Linked DNA regions of Mus musculus: region 2 is linked to region 1. Evidence: chromatin loops called from intact Hi-C (ENCODE). Cell type or tissue: gastrocnemius. All regions are shown on one strand.

What was found. A loop is a pair of places that touch in the nucleus more often than their neighbours do. Peaks named below come from ENCODE experiments on the same cell type or tissue, not always from the same donor. Only the 100,000 strongest peaks of a DNase experiment are listed, where the experiment ranks them.
Region 2: a loop joins it to region 1, with 8 times the contacts of the local background. A loop is called at or near these places in 42 of 42 quality-filtered maps.

The regions. Positions count from the first base shown.
Region 1 is chr11:117,235,328-117,240,327 of GRCm38, forward strand. It overlaps a transcript of Septin9 not described here. Among named protein-coding and RNA genes, the nearest start is that of Gm39478, 28 kb to the right of the region's middle. In gastrocnemius, a CTCF peak has its summit at 3,012 (motif pointing right); DNase peaks (open chromatin) are centred at 20, 244, 922 and 3,024; H3K4me3 peaks cover 912 bases; H3K27ac peaks cover 2,627 bases.
Region 2 is chr11:117,357,915-117,362,914 of GRCm38, forward strand. Septin9 (septin 9) reads left to right here. Exons shown (of 11, transcript NM_001113487.1): 10 at 1,505-1,556; 11 at 2,509-4,411. The coding sequence ends at 2,641. Among named protein-coding and RNA genes, the nearest start is that of Gm51932, 25 kb to the left of the region's middle. In gastrocnemius, CTCF peaks have their summits at 561 (motif pointing left), 2,151 (motif pointing left) and 4,612 (motif pointing left); DNase peaks (open chromatin) are centred at 151, 523, 1,445, 1,549 and 2 more places.

The sequences.
Region 1 (5,000 bases):
CCAGGGCACTCCAGTGGATGGAGACCTGGCTGGCTGGATGCCCCAAGGACTGGTGGCTGAAGCCGGTCCAGCCCTGCTGCCCAGGAGGTGTGGTCAAGGGTGTGGTCTTGCCCTGGTTGGGGCCATGGGACCTTCTAGCCGCAGGGAAGAGGTTCAGGGCTTGAGTGGGCATCCTTAGCTCTGCCCTGTCCTTTCTTTTCCTTTCCGCTCCCCCTCCCACCTTGTGGGGCTGGCCCGGGGTCCTCTCAGAGATTTCCCCAGGCAAATGCTTCAGGCTCCTCAGCAGGGCTGGCATGAGTCACTGAGCAGAGACAGGCCCCAGAGGCACGGGATGCTGCGTTCTCAGCCAAGGGTCGGCGTGGTTTCTCTTTTCAGTCTTCTGGATTGGCTTTGTGGCTCTTAGAAATTAAGCAGTTTTATCTTGTTCCAAGCGCTTGTGTTTCAGCACGGGGTGGGGAGAAAGAGAGAGAGAGAGAGAGAGAGAGAGAGAGGCTGACTCTCTAAAAGGGAGCTTTCTACTCAGCCAGGGGACAAGGAGAGGACAGGGAGGGTGAGAAAGGCTAGGCCAATGGGGCAGTCACAGACAGGGATCATGGGAGACACTGCCCAGTAAGGAATCCACACATGGCTCTCTGCAAGGGTCCAACTGCCCTGGCATTGGATGTATGCTCCTGGCTGGGGTCTGGTTTGTGTAGTGAGACACCAGGGTCCCAGGTCTTCTCTGCCACGGGGCAGGCAGACAACCGGGGCTCTCTGGAGGCTCACTGCCCCATTCAGTCCTCTCATCTCCCACCTCTGGGCTGGCCGCAGAGCCTCTGGCGGGCTCCAGCTGTGACTGATGGATTGCTGTGACTTTGCTTAGCTCTGCAGGTCAGAAATCAGAAGCAGAACGAGCTGGGCAGGGCTAGCTCCTTCTGAAGCTCCAAGCAGCTCTTGGCCCAATGCTTTCCCAGCTCCTGGTGGCTCCAGCAGCGTCGGCTTTCTTGGCTTCTGCCTCTGCTGTCTCGTGACCGGCTTCTCTCAGATCTCCCTCTGCCTTTCTAAAAATGAGGATATTTAAGGCCTCTGGGCAGCTGGGATGATCACAACTTAAGCCACCACATTCTATCCACAAAAAGCCTTTCCTTTTTTTTTTTTCCTTTCAAGAAAAAAAAAAAAAAGAGTCTATCTGTGTTTGTGTACATTTGCCCTGACACGTGTGGAGGTCAGAGGACAACTTGAAGAAATCTGTTCTCTGTTTCCATCATTTGGGTGCAGAAACAGAATTCACGTCATCAGGCTTAGTGACAAGCACCTTTACCAGTTGAGCCATATAGCTTGCCCAAGAGCCTTTTCTCCCAGACACTGCTCTCTGTGTTGGGGGGGGATAGACGTATGGGGTGGTAGGGGTATGGGGATATGGGGTGTGAGAGTACCAGAGTAAGAGTCTGGGGTGGTAGGCGTTTGTGGGGGACACCATTCTCCCTGTGTAGCTGGTGTTGGGCTGGTTATAAGACTAGTAATAGTTGAGGTGGCCTTGAACCCCTGATGGTCCTGCCTCCGCCTATCAAGTGCTGGGATTACAGGTGTGTGCCTTCACACCAGGCTCTGCCCATTTTTGAGTCAAGTTGCTTTGTTATTGAGTTGAGGGAGCTCTTTATATATGCTGGTTATTAGATCCTTATTTGATCTATCCTGTCGGTACTTTCTCCTGCTCCGTGGACAGTTGTTACCCTCACAGCACCCGCCTGGGTTTGAAGCTTACAATGAAGAGTGGAGAATAGCACACCACCTGGCCACTTGATTCCTTCAGCATTGCCTGTCACATGGGTTTGAGCAGGAGATGTGGTGTCTGTATGTGTGTGTGTGCGCACATGTAGAAGCCAGTGGACAGCCTTGGCTATTGTTCTTCAGGCACCACCCACCACATGTTTTGAGACAGAGTCGCTTAACAGCCTGGAGCTTGTTGTGTAGGCCAGGTGGCCATCGAGCTCTGAGGACCCACCTGGGCTGAAACTGCACACGTCACCATACCAGGCTCTTTACCAGGGTTCTGAGATTTTGAACTCGGGTCATCCTGTTTGCAAGACATTGCTGACCGAGCTCCCCAGGCTGCGGTGGTGTGTGTTTATGGGGAGTTATTAGAAGCTCCTACAACTGAGGGGTGGACTGACTTGGGGGCTTGAACAGCCAGAGAAAACCAACAGTTCAAAAGCCATGGGCAGAGAGGACCTCAAAAACAAAGGCTCTGACGTTAGAGCCAAGGAGGGTGTGAGTGGAGAGGGGTGCTGTGGAAATGGGTGGGAAAGAAATGGCCTCTGACTCTGTTCTGTTTGCCCCATGCTCATCCTGGGAAGCCCTCAGTCTGGACTTGGATAAGGCCAGCCGGTGTCCTAGGCGACGGTCTCTCCAGTTCAGGGCTCCCAGCCACGTGTGTGTTGACATGTGTGGTGTATGTCACAGGACATAGCTATCAATAATGAAGAGAGTACTCCAGGACCTGAGAGATGGCTCAGCAGTTAAGGCTCTTGCAGGGGACCCAGTTTTCATCCCCAGCACCCACATGGCAGCTCACAACCATCTGTAACTCTAATGATTCCTCCTGGCTTCTGAGGGTACCAGACAGACACACACCATGCACAGACATTCATGCAAACAAAAAGAAGAAGAAGAAGAAGAAGAAGAAGAAGAAGAAGAAGAAGAAGAAGAAGAAGAAGAAGAAGAAGAAGAAGAAGAAGAAGGTATACCTTACAGATTCAGGGTTCTGCCTGGTGTCCCAGCCCAAGGTGGCGAGAAAGGGTTGGGGATTGGTGTCCTGCCTGGAGAGGGTAGCCTTGGTCTGCGTTTGTGACCTGTGTTGGTGGGCAAGGACCATCCTCAAGGACCTGGATAGTCACTGTGGACGTGGTGGGTGTGTTCTATAGACAGGCAAAGCCTATTGATCAACACTGTCTATTTGCAGGGTGTTGGTGGCCCAGCAAGGGCTAACTCTCTACTTGCAGGAAATAGAGAGGCAGCTGCAGGGATCTTTTTGTCCAGCAGGGGGCGGTGCAAGCTCTTAAAAGCCCATGTACTTGGGTATTGCTTTCCTTGGCTCTGCAGAAGGGCTGCATGCTGCTGCAGAGCTGCCAGTACAACTTGATTAGGCTGAAGGGGAGGGAAGCGGCAAGAGGAGACCCTCAGGAAATAATAAGAAGGAGCCACTGAATTCCAATCCCAGCCTATGGCACCCGGGGGAGGAGGCTGGTGCCCCCTGACTCTTTCTGTACTGTATTTTCCTAGGTTTTGTTTGAAGTGTTTCAATCTCTCAAGTTTTTCCAGCCCACTTGTGTGTGTGTGTGTGTGTGTGTGTGTGTGTGTGTGTGTGTGTGTGGTCAGTGAGCGGGCGTGGAGGTCAACGTTGTCTTCCGGTATTGTTTATTACCTTGGTTTTCAAAAATGACTTGTGTGTGTGAGTGTGTGTGTGTGTGTGTGTGTGTGTGTGTGTGTGGCTGTATACACATGCATGTTCAGCCATACCTAGCTTTTACATGGCACTGGGATTGAACCCAGGTGCCCATTCAGTAGGCAATAGAACTTCTTTACTAGCTCAGGCCCCAATTTTCTAACTTTCTGAAAACATTTCAAACAAGAAGACAGACGGTGAAACCCTGCCCACACACCCACCTGCTGGACCCTACCGTGAGTGTTCCTTGTTAGGTGTGCATCTGTCCACCAGCAATCAGGCTCTCCTCAGACATATTTGGTTGACTAATTAATTTGTCTTTGAGACGGAGTCTCATGTAGCCCAGGCAACCCTCAATCTCCTGTAGCTAAAGTTGGCCTTGAACTTCTAATCCTTCTACCTCCATCTCCCAAAGGGTGATGTCAAAGACAAGTGCCACCATGCCGGGTGACTGAGGCAGTTTTAATAAGTTGCAGGTACCAGTACTCATGACCTCTCCTCCCTCTGCTCATGGATCGTTAGCCACTGTGGTTCTCTCTCCACATTTCTGTGTCTCCTGGATGCTGTGCATGCCATCCTGTGATTTTTTACAGGTAAATGCACCGTGTGTTCCAACTGCAGCCACAACATGGAACACTGACATCACCTGGACAGTCCCCTGTCCCTTCCTATACAGCTGCTGCCTTTGTATCCTCCAGGGAACTTCCCACCCTGGGTTCCTTTATCCAGTTCGAATGTTGGCAGAGTCGCTCAGTACTGTGGGTCCCCATGGCGTGTTCCATGCTGGGTCCTACTCTCCGCCCGACCCTTCTGTGGCTTTGACATTTTCCTGTTTCCTCTGGTTGGGCCTCCGTGATGAACATCTTATCCTGGTCTTTCATGAGAGCTGCTTCATCTGTCTCATGGGAGCACCTAGACCCTTGGTGTCTATTTAGTTCCGGGAGAAACTTCTACATCTTCACCCACAGCAGCCATCCGGCTTCAGTCCCAGCGGCAGTGTGCAGTGGTGTGCGTTCACACTGGCATCTGCTGCTGTCAGTCTTAAATGTTAGTCATTCTGGCGGTGGGGGTGTGGGTGCTATTTCACTCTGGCTTTAATTTTGCATCTGTCTGATGACTAATGTGGCCCAGCACATTTTCATGACCTTCCCAGCTATTCATGTATTTTTCCTTTGTAAAATATCTTTCTCAAATCTGTTGCTCATTTTCAAATTGGACGGCTCAACTCTTCCTCATTACTTCTGGATATTGGTCTTTTGTCAGATGTATGCTTTGCAAGGAGTTTATTTCAGTCTGTGGCTTGGCCATTCCTTTTGTTAATCATGTTTTTTTTTCTTTTCTTTCTTTCTTTTTTCTTTTTTTTTTAAATAAGCATAAGTGTGTCCCCATCGCTTTTGGTGAAGTCTCATTTTGCAATTTCTTTCTCTTTTTTCCTCTGTGGTTTTCACTTTCTGTGTTTTATAAGAATTGTCTCTTGCCAAGTTGCAAAGGTACTGCCAGTTTTCTTCTAGTATGTTGATAGTTTCTGTTTTTATGCTTCAGCTAAGAGTCTGGGGTAAGGCAGGGTCAAGGTTCA
Region 2 (5,000 bases), 120 kb after region 1:
ATGGACAGCCAGGGCTCCATACTGGGAGGTGGTCTGGCATGCCACGTGAAGCCTTGCACTGGAGACCCTGGAGTTGGAATTGTTGCCTGGTCTTTCTGAGGTGACCGCTGAAGAGGGCCTGTCTTCCAGCCCCTCCCTTCCCCTACTGTGCCCTCCTGTGGGTCTGCCAGGTGGGGTGTCCTGGGGACAGTCTCTGGGTGGTTTTGGTGCCCGTGGCCTCCTGTAGCACTCCCCTCAATGTCAGGTGTTGACCCCAGAAGTGACTCTAGGGGCCTCTCTGAAGCTGTTCTCTCAATAGCTTGTCCTCAGCTTGGTTCCCCTCAGTCGTTCCTTCCCATCTTTGATGTCTTCCTCATCCTCTAAATCCTCTCCAGGAATATGCAAGGCAAGGTTTGGAGGAGTAAAGTTTGGGGTAAAAGCCCTGGGACTCTAGGAGAGGCATTGGATACTAACGTGTCTCTTCTGGCCCCTGATGGCCAACTTGGGTACTGCATGCACTCAATGAGAACTCATTTAGCCAGGTTAGATTACTGTTCCCAGCTAAGGATCCAGGCAGCCTCTGGGTACGCCCCCTGGTGGTCGTTCCCACATCCAGCATCCTTGTAAAGTGAACCTGGTGCAAGTTCCTATCAGGGACCCTGTGAGTTCATAACTTACTAAGTCCCATCCAATGGGGCCTACTCCTAATCCTTGGTACGCACCATCTGAAGTGTCTGTTCCATCCTTGGAAGGTGGCCAGAGTACTACCTGGAGGATGGAAAGCTACTTGGTTCCTCAAAAGCGTCACAAAGTCAGAATACATCCTTGGCTCATTTGGTCTTTTGTGCCCTTAAGGTCCAAGCCATGCTGATCTCCCGTTTAAATTTCTCTTACATTTATTTATTAACTTATTTACTTTATTGGAGGGAGAGGGCACGCACATGCCAAAACACGGATGTAGTAGTAAGACGACAGCTTGCAAGAGTTGGCTCTCACCTTCTACTGTGTGGTTCTGGGAATCAAACTGCAGTCATTGGGTTTGGCGGCAAATGCCCTTATCTACTGAGTCATTTGCTCATTTTATTGAGAAACTGGGTCAGAGAAGCCAACAGAACTCACCCCAGTCCAGAACACAAGGAATGAGGGGTTTATTTGGGCTCACGGTTCCAGGGTGCAGTCCATCATGCTGGGGTGTCATGGCGGCACGACAATAGACTGTTGATCGCTGTGTATCCGCAGTCAGGAAGCAGATAAATAAATGCTGGAATTCAGTTCACTTTCTTTTTTATTCAACTGGGAAAACTCGGCCCACAGGATAGTGCTGCCCACATTCCCTGTGGGTCTTCCCTCAGCTGAGCCTCTCATAGACACACTAGAGGCGAGTCTCCCTGTTGACTCCGAAACCATCGAGTGGCTGTCAATCATCCTGCCCAGTGGGCGGGGCTTTCTGGAAGCTGTTGGCTTTCCCGGGGAGGAGAGGAGGGGCTTCCTCCCCACTGATCATCTCTCCTTCTCTTTTCCTTAGTTGAGAATACCACTCACTGTGAATTTGCTTACCTGCGGGATCTCCTTATCAGGTGAGTCAGCTCTGAAGGCCCCTTGGGAGGACCGGCTCTGGGGGTTGGTGGTGGTAGATGGGCGGGAAAGGCCCCACCCTGGCCGCCTGATGTCAGCCCTGTTCTCGGGAACTGAGCTGAAAACAAGCTAACAGAAACCTGGGAATGGATGAAGAAATGAGGATTCTTTCTAACCTTTCGAAGTCACCAGGATGAGAGGGGCTCCATCCGGTCCCCAGTGGGCTAAACATGCTAGATTCAGCTATGGCTACTGTCCACACAGCACAGCCTGGACTATATGTCCCAAACAAAACTAACAAACTAAAAGAAAAAATTCATTTGTGTGATTAATATACATTAGTAGAAAAAGTCCTGCCAGGCAGGACTGTCTGAGGGCCTGGGGTGGGGATTCCAGGAATAAAGCCTTCCGGGCTCCTCACCTTTCCCACTCCCCTTCCCAAAGTAAAGAGGAGGGGAGGTCTGCAGTGTGGGCCATAGATAGAAGTTGCCTGGCAGGCTTTAAGGCTCTGGCTCCCACCTGCAAAAAGAAACTTTGTTTAAAAAGTCAGTTTAGGAATGTCAGGGTAGGCAGCGCTGGGGACTGTGGTCATCTGCTGCCTCCTGCTGGCCACAGCATGAATTTCTGTCTTGGAGCACGAATACCCAAGTCCTGCTCACTGGTGAAGAAGGCCTTGAGACCTTCCACAGCTTTGTGTTTTTAGTGCCCAGTTCTCCATCCTTGTGCAGGCCCCTGACTAGCCAATGTGAACACAGAGACGGGGGTACGGGTTAGAATGTGAGGCCACAGAAGGTCTAAAGTTACCAGAGAGCGAGTGAACGCCACCTGGTTTTGCTGGGTATGCACAGAGAGCCTGCAGGATGGCTCTAAGAGCCAGGAGGGGCAGGCGGTTGTCATCCCAGGCAGGCTAAGTGGTCACCCCCTCCCCCCCAATGCTGGCCATGTTCCCTGCAGGACGCACATGCAAAACATCAAAGACATCACCAGCAACATCCACTTCGAAGCCTACCGAGTGAAACGCCTCAACGAGGGCAACAGCGCCATGGCCAACGGGATCGAGAAGGAGCCGGAAGCCCAGGAGATGTAGATGCGTCCCGCCCCTGGACCCCACCCCCAGATCTTTTCATCATCCCTGGCCCACCCACCTACCCTGTCTTATTTTATATAATTATCTCCTTGTCACCTGCCTCCATCCATCTCTTCCCACACTTTGCCAGGTAACAAGAGAGGGTTTACCTCCCAAGTGTGCTCTTATTGGCTGCAGCAGCAGGGTGGGCGGGGCTAAGCCTGGGCTTGCCTCTGTGCTCTATTTCCACCCGGGCTCAGCCCCTGAGGGGTTAGAAGAGCTATGTGTCCGTCCCCCGCTCTGAGTTCTAAGCTGAAGCCTGTGGGGGCCAAGTCCTAGGGGGTGCAGAGGAGCCCGTTAGACCACAAGACCCCATGGCCGCAGCCTCAAGCAGGTTAGAGACTGCCCCAAAGGAGGATGGAGCTGGCCGGGTATTCCTGAAACCTCACCTGCCCCTCCGGGGGCGTTTCTTACAGCGCCCTCAGCTGCCTGCCCCTCAAGGGAACTAGAGGCGTCACAGCCAAAGTTGCCAATCACTTAGACAAAGTGACAACCGTGCCCCTCGAGCTTGTCCCAGAGCAGAAAGTGCCTTGATCTACAAGAGCCAGTCACCTCTTCCCAGATGTCCCTTTGGGTGAAAAGCAGGGACGTGCTGGAGAGAGGGAGGTATCTTTTCTCCCTCGCCCTTGGGTTCTCTCTCCCCTGTGCTGTAGATATCGCTACTACACTGGGCTTTAATTATAAAAGACGAAGCGTGAAAGATGCTCCCCGATGTTAGGAAGCCCCGCCCCCAATGTAAGGAAGGTCAAAGCAAGAAGATGAGTCGAAGCCATGAGGGAGGAAGCCGTGGAAGGGAGGCATAAGAGTGTGTGGGAGCTCTCCTGCCCAGGTGCCGCGGAAGGCATATCCGCGTGGTCCTCAGTTTGGGCCAAGATATTCTGGTTACATTGATGCTCCGCTGCCTCACCCTGTCCCACCCCACACACCCCAGGCTCAAGCCTTGATGATTCAGTGACTGTACTGGGTGGGAGCCAGAAACCTGACCATTTTGTTGTCTACATGAGCCTAGACTAGCCCTGTGCCCCAGAACCCATCAAAAATACCCCTAAAGAGGGAAAGATGAGGGGGTCAGAGATGGATAGCCAGGCTCACTCATCTTCTCTCAGAGGGAACATTAGGGACCATCCATGCACAGCTGACCAAAGCCGTGTCCTTCCTGCCTGCCTCCCATTCTCATTTGCCCCTGAGGAGAAAGTTTGGTGAGGTGCGTTAGGTTGGACCCGCTTGGGGAAGGTGCCTCTACAGACCCAGGGCTAGCTTTCTGCAGCCCAGAAGTGCAGTGGGAGGGGTGGGGTGCAGACAGATGGAGACGAACATTGTTTCCTGCTTTGGGCGTCTACTCCCTCATCCAAGCATGGAAGGGCCCCTCGTCATGCCCTGTGGCCGAACAGTTCGCTTGCCAGCTTGCCAAGTTCTTTTGCCAAAATCAGGACTTTGAAGGAAATCTCCAGCACGCTGGACCCAGGGCACTCCGGCCTTCACCAGCCCAAGTGACCCTGGGGATTTAGCAGCAACCCGGTCATCAGGATGACTTTGTGCCTCTGTAACCAGGTATTGAAACTGTTCGTCTCACCAGGCCGGTCCACGTGGCCCTCTGCTGGGGGCTTCCTGGTGGGGGGGCAGAAAAGTCTCTCTCTCTCTCTCTCTCTCTTTTTTTTTTTTTGTATAAATAACAAAGTGTTGAAATGTATTTCCTGAAATAAATGTTTCAAATACAAACTTTTTTTCTGGAGTTCTCTTTGGCAAGACCTGTCTGGTCCATTAAAGGTGGTGAGGGGAGCACGGGAGTAGAGGCTCCCAGTGGAAGGAAGCTATAGGACTGTGTGAGATCCAGAATTAGGAATCAGCAGCCCAGTGGTGAAAAGTTAGCCACACCCACTGCCTGTAATCCAGCTTGTGGGACATCTGACGCCCTCTTCTGGCCTCTGGTGGTACCTGCACACATGTGGCAGACACATATACACATAAATACAAATCTAAATTTTATTATGTGAGACCCTGGTAACTGGCCATTTATAATAATGTTATTCCAAGAGAACTAAACCATGTGTGGTCCCAGGAGGCTGGCTGAGCCAACCAGTTTTGTGTACAGGAATCAGGAAAGGGGAGGGTCCCTCTCTGTGTGCTTTAATGTCCCCAAGCTCCTGTGGCAAGTGACTGCAATCCAGACACCCTGGAACAATACTAGTGTACACTCTCACCATTCGGAAGCCCGGGACCGAGTGTTGGCATGGCTCCATCCCCAGTCCCCTGCCACCCCTGCTCCTGGGGACTGCGTTATTTCAGGTCCATGCACTTTGCTCTTGAGGGACACTCGTTT